Linked DNA regions of Homo sapiens: region 2 is linked to region 1. Evidence: chromatin loops called from intact Hi-C (ENCODE). Cell type or tissue: heart left ventricle. All regions are shown on one strand. Links, peaks and the distances in the headings refer to the core of each region. The heading gives the core; the rest is flanking DNA. Region 1 has its middle 77 kb from the start of GYPC. Region 2 overlaps GYPC (glycophorin C (Gerbich blood group)).

The links. A loop is a pair of places that touch in the nucleus more often than their neighbours do. Peaks named below come from ENCODE experiments on the same cell type or tissue, not always from the same donor. Only the 100,000 strongest peaks of a DNase experiment are listed, where the experiment ranks them.
Region 2: it touches region 1 in a loop (2.2-fold over the local background); 5 of 110 quality-filtered maps call a loop at or near these places.

Annotation. Positions count from the first base shown.
Region 1 is chr2:126,731,909-126,734,711 of GRCh38, reverse strand. No RefSeq gene overlaps it. Among named protein-coding and RNA genes, the nearest start is that of GYPC, 77 kb to the right of the region's middle. In heart left ventricle, for the core only: a CTCF peak has its summit at 1,599; no DNase peak of the experiment used is centred there.
Region 2 is chr2:126,658,292-126,661,094 of GRCh38, reverse strand. All of the region lies in intron 1 of GYPC (glycophorin C (Gerbich blood group)), which reads right to left. Among named protein-coding and RNA genes, the nearest start is that of GYPC, 3.5 kb to the right of the region's middle. In heart left ventricle, for the core only: a CTCF peak has its summit at 1,672; a DNase peak (open chromatin) is centred at 1,754; H3K4me3 peaks cover 922 bases; H3K27ac peaks cover 2,500 bases.

The DNA.
Region 1 (2,803 bases), core at 284-2,783:
GGCGTGGACCTGTGTCCCTGCACCCTGCCATCTCTGCTGCTGAAATACTCACAGCCTCAAGTCAGGTGCATTTGTCCAAGCAAGCATGCCACCTGGAAGTGGGATCCTAGACTTTGCGTTTTTTGAGATGCCGGTGACATTTTTAAAAGTTGATATATTGAAAGGAATTTCATCTGTTAATTTCCCAAATTAAGAAATTGTAAAAGTCAACAATTGCTAATCAGAACTTATCATTTCTCCAAGAAAAGTCCATTTTGACACTGAGAGAAGGAAAACAATTTCTCAGAATAAAGGACAATCAATTATGTTGACTAAATAGATTAAATTTCTGATATTTTCTTTCTTTCTTTCCTCTTTCTCCTTTCTTGAAGGATCAGTGTGAAGTTTACTGTGGACCAGGGCAGCTAGGGGGGTTTCAGCTGTCCTAGATTCAAATCTGCTAGCCTCATACAATTGGCATGTCTTTGGGCATAGAACTTAAGCACAGAAGCAACAGGGTGTGTTTGCATGTGTTTGTGTGTGTGTGTGGAGAGAGAGAGAGAGAGAGAGATTTTAAGGGATTGTCTCATGTGATTGCAGAGGCTTGGTAAATCTGAAATCTGCAGGTTAGGTTAGGCCAGAAGGCCAGAGACCCAAGGAGGAGTTGCAGTTTGAGTCCAGAAATATCTGCTGGCAGAATTCCTTCTTGCTTGGTCCATCTTTGTTCAATTAAGTCCTTCAACTGATTAGATGTGGCCCACCTGCTTTGTGGATGGCAATCTGCTTTACTCAAAGCCCATGGATTTCAACGTTAATCTCTCCCAAAAATCACCTTTACAGAAACATCCAGAATAATATCTGGGCATGATGGCCAAGCCAAGTTGACATAAAATTTACCATTGCAGTAAGCTTTAGTTTTCTTGATATATAAATGAAATAATAATCCCTTCCTAACCATGGCCTGGTTAAAATGACTTCACAAAATAGCACCTAAAGCCTGCCCCAGAATGCCTGTCCTGGCGTCATTTTCTGTCCCTCTCTCAGGCTCCCTAGGCTCCCTGCAGACAGTCACCACTGGGCTCCACGTCCCTGGGGGTGCAGCTGTATCCTCCTCCCAGAGGCCTGGCTGGGCAGGGTCTTAGCAAGCTCTGTGCCATGACTTTGCCATGACTCCCATCCATGATGGTCCACCCATCTTCCCCATCAGACGGCCCTGAGGGGTGGACGGTTTCCTGCTCATCTCTTCAGCCAGTGCCCATCACAGACTCTGGCACATAGTATGTGTGTGGGATGATTGAAGAGCTGGGTGAATTGAGGGGATTTTAGGTGGGACTTAGGGACACCATCAACTGCTTTACCAAGGCTCAACTCTCCTTCTGTGGGACTCTGCTGCCTGCCCCCTCCTCCCTGCCCTCACAGAAGCAGGACTTTTGCTCCAGGTCCTGAGCAACTGCACTCACCTCTTCGGCCCCCTTCCCCTGGGTGCCATGGCAGCTTTCTATCTCTTACAAACACCAATGTCTGTCCTGCTGGCCTCTGCAGCCCCCTCCCCAAGCAGGAGTCCCCTCCAGGACCTGCAGAGCCGTATGTCTGCCCTGGGTGCTCCACGTCTGCAGGGCCTCTTGGAGGTGCTGGCTGCTTCATCTTTGAAAGTCTTCCTCCTCCTTCCTGGACCTGCTGGTGCCTCCTCACACTCCCAGAGCACTGCTTCCTGTCAGCCCATCGCCTGGCTTCCTTCTTCACTGGGACCTCCCTTTTCTGACTGGCTTCTCCCTTAGGACTATACACCTCACTATCCTCCCTAAGAGTTTCCACCCACCCCTGCCCCACATTTTCTCAGCTGTGGGCTCCCCCGACCTCACTGGGAAGAGGGTGAGCAGATTGCATCACTTCTCGGTCAAATCCTAAATATCCCTGATGCTCACCAGCCTCTCTTCCTCCCTTAAGTTATTGGAACAAGCAGCCCCCGTGTAGACAGTCCCACCCACCTGAGCCCTGGCTGCCTTGCCGAGTGTGCTGTGATGAAAAAGAGAATGTCTATGGATCAGAATGAGTGAGATCGAGAGTTCTCTGGGACTTTGGGCAAATTACTGCACCTCTTTGGACTTCAGAGTCCTTGTCTTTAATTTCTGTCATTCAGTGAAGTTGCTGTTGGGCATACTAGATCTACTGGACATTCACGGGTCTGGCACAGAGAGGGTGCATGAGGAGAGATTGCTTTCACCACCTGTCATGCCACCCAAATCCTCAATGACCCTCCTTGCCCTTGCACCCTATTCTGCTCCCACTGGTGTGGGAATGAACCATGGTGCCTGGTCTCCCACACATTTGGCTCCCCTCCCATCACCACGCACACACACTGCCCTTCCTTCTTCTTTTTCTTTTTTCTTGAGATGGTGTCTCACTCTGTCACCCAAGCTGGAGTGCACTGGTGCGATCTTGGCTCACTGCAACCACAGCCTCCCAGATTCAAGCAATTCTCCTGCCTCAGTCTCCCGAGTAGCTGGGATTACAGGCACCCACCACCACGCCTGGCTAATTTTTGTATTTTTAGTAGAGACGGGGTTTCGCCCTGTTGGCCAGGCTGGTCTCGAACTCAGGTGATCCACTTGCCTCGGCCTCCCAAAGTGCTTGGATTACAGGTGTGAGCCACCATGCCCAGCCTGCCCTTCCTTCTTTTGCAGGCAGGGCTAGGGCTGAGCTGATCCAGGGGAGACAATACTTGGGTTGGGGTGGCAGGGAGGGTGACAATGGCAGGCATCTTTCCCTTGGGGCTGTGAAGGTGGAAAGCAGAGGACTCAGGGCTGGGGCTATCAGGGTTTTC
Region 2 (2,803 bases), core at 232-2,731, 74 kb after region 1:
TCTTGCCAGTTTCTGCCATGGGTTAAGATTTTGTATAGGAACATTGTTCTGGAAGAATGTAGAAAAATGAAAATGTATAGTCTAAGGAGAGGAGCCAGCATTCTGTCAGAAGTTCCGATTATGTAAGGATCTGAAGAAAACCCCAGGCCAAGATGAGAGGGAGGTGGGGTAGGGGAAGGGAGTGGATATGAAAATGAACCCCAGCTGGGTGAGAAGGTGGGAAGGACTAGGTGGGATTCCTGGGGCCCAACAACTGTGCCTTTAGAATTTGTTTGGGGTTGACTCCTGTCCATTTCAACTTAGTATTTACTGGCCTCCAAGTCCATGCCAAGTTCTGGACCAGGAGCTCCTGAGTGAAGGCTTTTTAAAGGCTCTTTTGGTATTGGAATGGTGGCAGTCCTGGGAGCGTGGGCCTTGGGTCATCCCTGCAATCATCCACCTGCCTCAAAGTGGCTCAGCAAACCCCTGTCTGTGACAGGCCCTGAGTGGGGGACAGGCGGGGTCACAGAGCCCCTGGAGAGGTCAGAATTCTGGGAAAAGGCAGACTCAGGAATCTGTCAGGGCTGCAAACTGTGCCCAAGGCTGTGGTGGGTCGTTTTCTAGGCTTGGGAAACTGGGTCCTAGCAGACCAGCAGGTGAGTGTGTGCCAGGCCCGCGGCGTGTTGAGGGGCCTGTCGTGAACAGTTGTGAGAGGTGCAGCTGGAAAGGCAGCAAGCCTGGGACGGTGCGTGAGGGAGGGCTCGAGGGCCACCCCGAGCCAGCTGCTAAGGCGGGCAAGGGCAGCAGCAGCCCAGAGCATGCCAGGCCTGACCACAGAAAGCACAGCATGGACACAACGGTGGACTGGGGTGGGACACAGGCCCGGCTGAGGAGCTGGGGGAGGCAGGCGGGTCCTGAGTGTCTGTGCATGCAGTTCCTCAGTGTGCAGAGCCACAGCAGCAGGCCCTGCCTGGCACATACAAGCTGTGGGCCCACATACCCTGCAACTCTCTCCTTGGGTTGGCCTCAGTTGCCTGTGGGGTCTGGCAGTTTGTAACTACAGCCTGGCTGCGCCCTCAGTGTCTGGGTGCCCTATGGCGGCTTATCTCCCCCGAGCCTCTGGTGTTTCATCCGAAAGTCTCTACAAAAAATACAAAAATTAGCTGGGTGTGGTGGCGTATGCCGGTAGTCCTAGCTACTTGGGAGGTTGAGGCAGAGAATCTCTTCAACGCAGGAGGTGGAGGAGGTGGAGGGTGCAATGACCTGAGATCACACCACTGCACTCCAGCCAGAGTGACAGAGCACGAGACTCTGTCTCAAAAAAAAAAAAAAAAAGAAAAGAAAGAAAAAGAAAAGAAAATGCCTATCATAGCAGGTGTGCAGGGGAGACCCAGGAAAGCCCCTTACCAGGGCTCGGCATCTAAGTTTGTTGTTATTTTATCAAAAGCGAAAAACAACAGCTGTCTGGAGGGTGACTCCTGAAATTACCAGCATCCTCAGGCCAGGTTTGCTCCAATAAATTTCGCTAACAAAAGCCACCTCCCAAGCCTCTGCCACTGGGAGCAGGTCCAGGCCCTTCTGCTGTTGCTCTTCGGGTGACTCTGGGGAAGTGGCTGTTATCATTCCCACTCACAGATGGGAAAACTGAGGTGCTGAGGTATTTCCTCTCTCTCCCAAAGCTGGTGAACATTGGAGGGCAGTCAAACCCAGGGCTGACTCCACAGCACGGATGTTGCTCTGGCCTCTGCTCTGCCCCTCACTCGTCATGTGATGAGGACATGTCCTTTCACTTCTGGGGCACGTTTCCTCACGGGGGTGGGGTGCTGACAGGAAATGGACAAAAGCATCAACCGACACTTCCCCGAAAAGTAATACAACCTCTTATGGAAGTAAGAAAACATGCTCAGTCTCACTTAATTACAGAGGCTCATTCCAAAGTGACAGCGTTTGTTTTGTTGTTTTACCTCTCAGTTTGGCCAAGATAAAAAATGCAGTGTGAGTGAGGACGCAGGGAAATAGTGACTTTCATAGGCTATTTGTGAGCATGAGAAACCGGTGTGACCTTTAGGAGGGTAGTTTCTTAAGATCTACTAACATTTTAAATGAATACACACTTTGTCCCAGAAATCAAATGCTGAGGTGGGAGAATTTATCCTAACAGTTTACAGACACATGCATGTAAAATCCTCCTTACTCATTGTCACAGGACTGCTGTGTGTGGTTTAAAAAAATTAAATGAAGTCTGCATACAGCCTAAATGCCCATCAGCAGAGGAACTGATTAAAGAAAATAACAAGGTATAACCTTTAAGAGATATTCTGATGGAAAAAAAACAAGATGAAGTAAAATATATAAAATGCATTTTTATTATGTAAAATAAGAAATATTTGTATCAGCAAATTTACTTCTAGAAGGATTATCCTCAATAAATAAAGTAATTGCCATTGAGGTAGGGAGAAGGTGTCTTTCTCCTATTTTTAACTCTTCATTCACTGTTAACTTTACTGTTTGTTTGGTTTTGTATTTAGAGCGTGCTTGTTGGCCCACTGGGTATGCTCAGTTACTGGAAGATGTTTTGGCTGTGGCCTCAGACAGGCACTTGAGGCATAGATGTACATACAGGTCTGCCACCTGAAGAGGCAAACTGACTTGACTTGGCCCAACCTCTCACCTCTGTTGAGGGGACCTCTTCCTACTCACTGCAGATGGGTTCACTTGTTCCCACCACAAGCGCAGAATGCCTTGTACTTCACAACCCTTTGCTCCCCAGGGAGCTCTGCAAGTCCCCAGAAATACTTGCCCAACCACGGGCACCCTTGGAAGG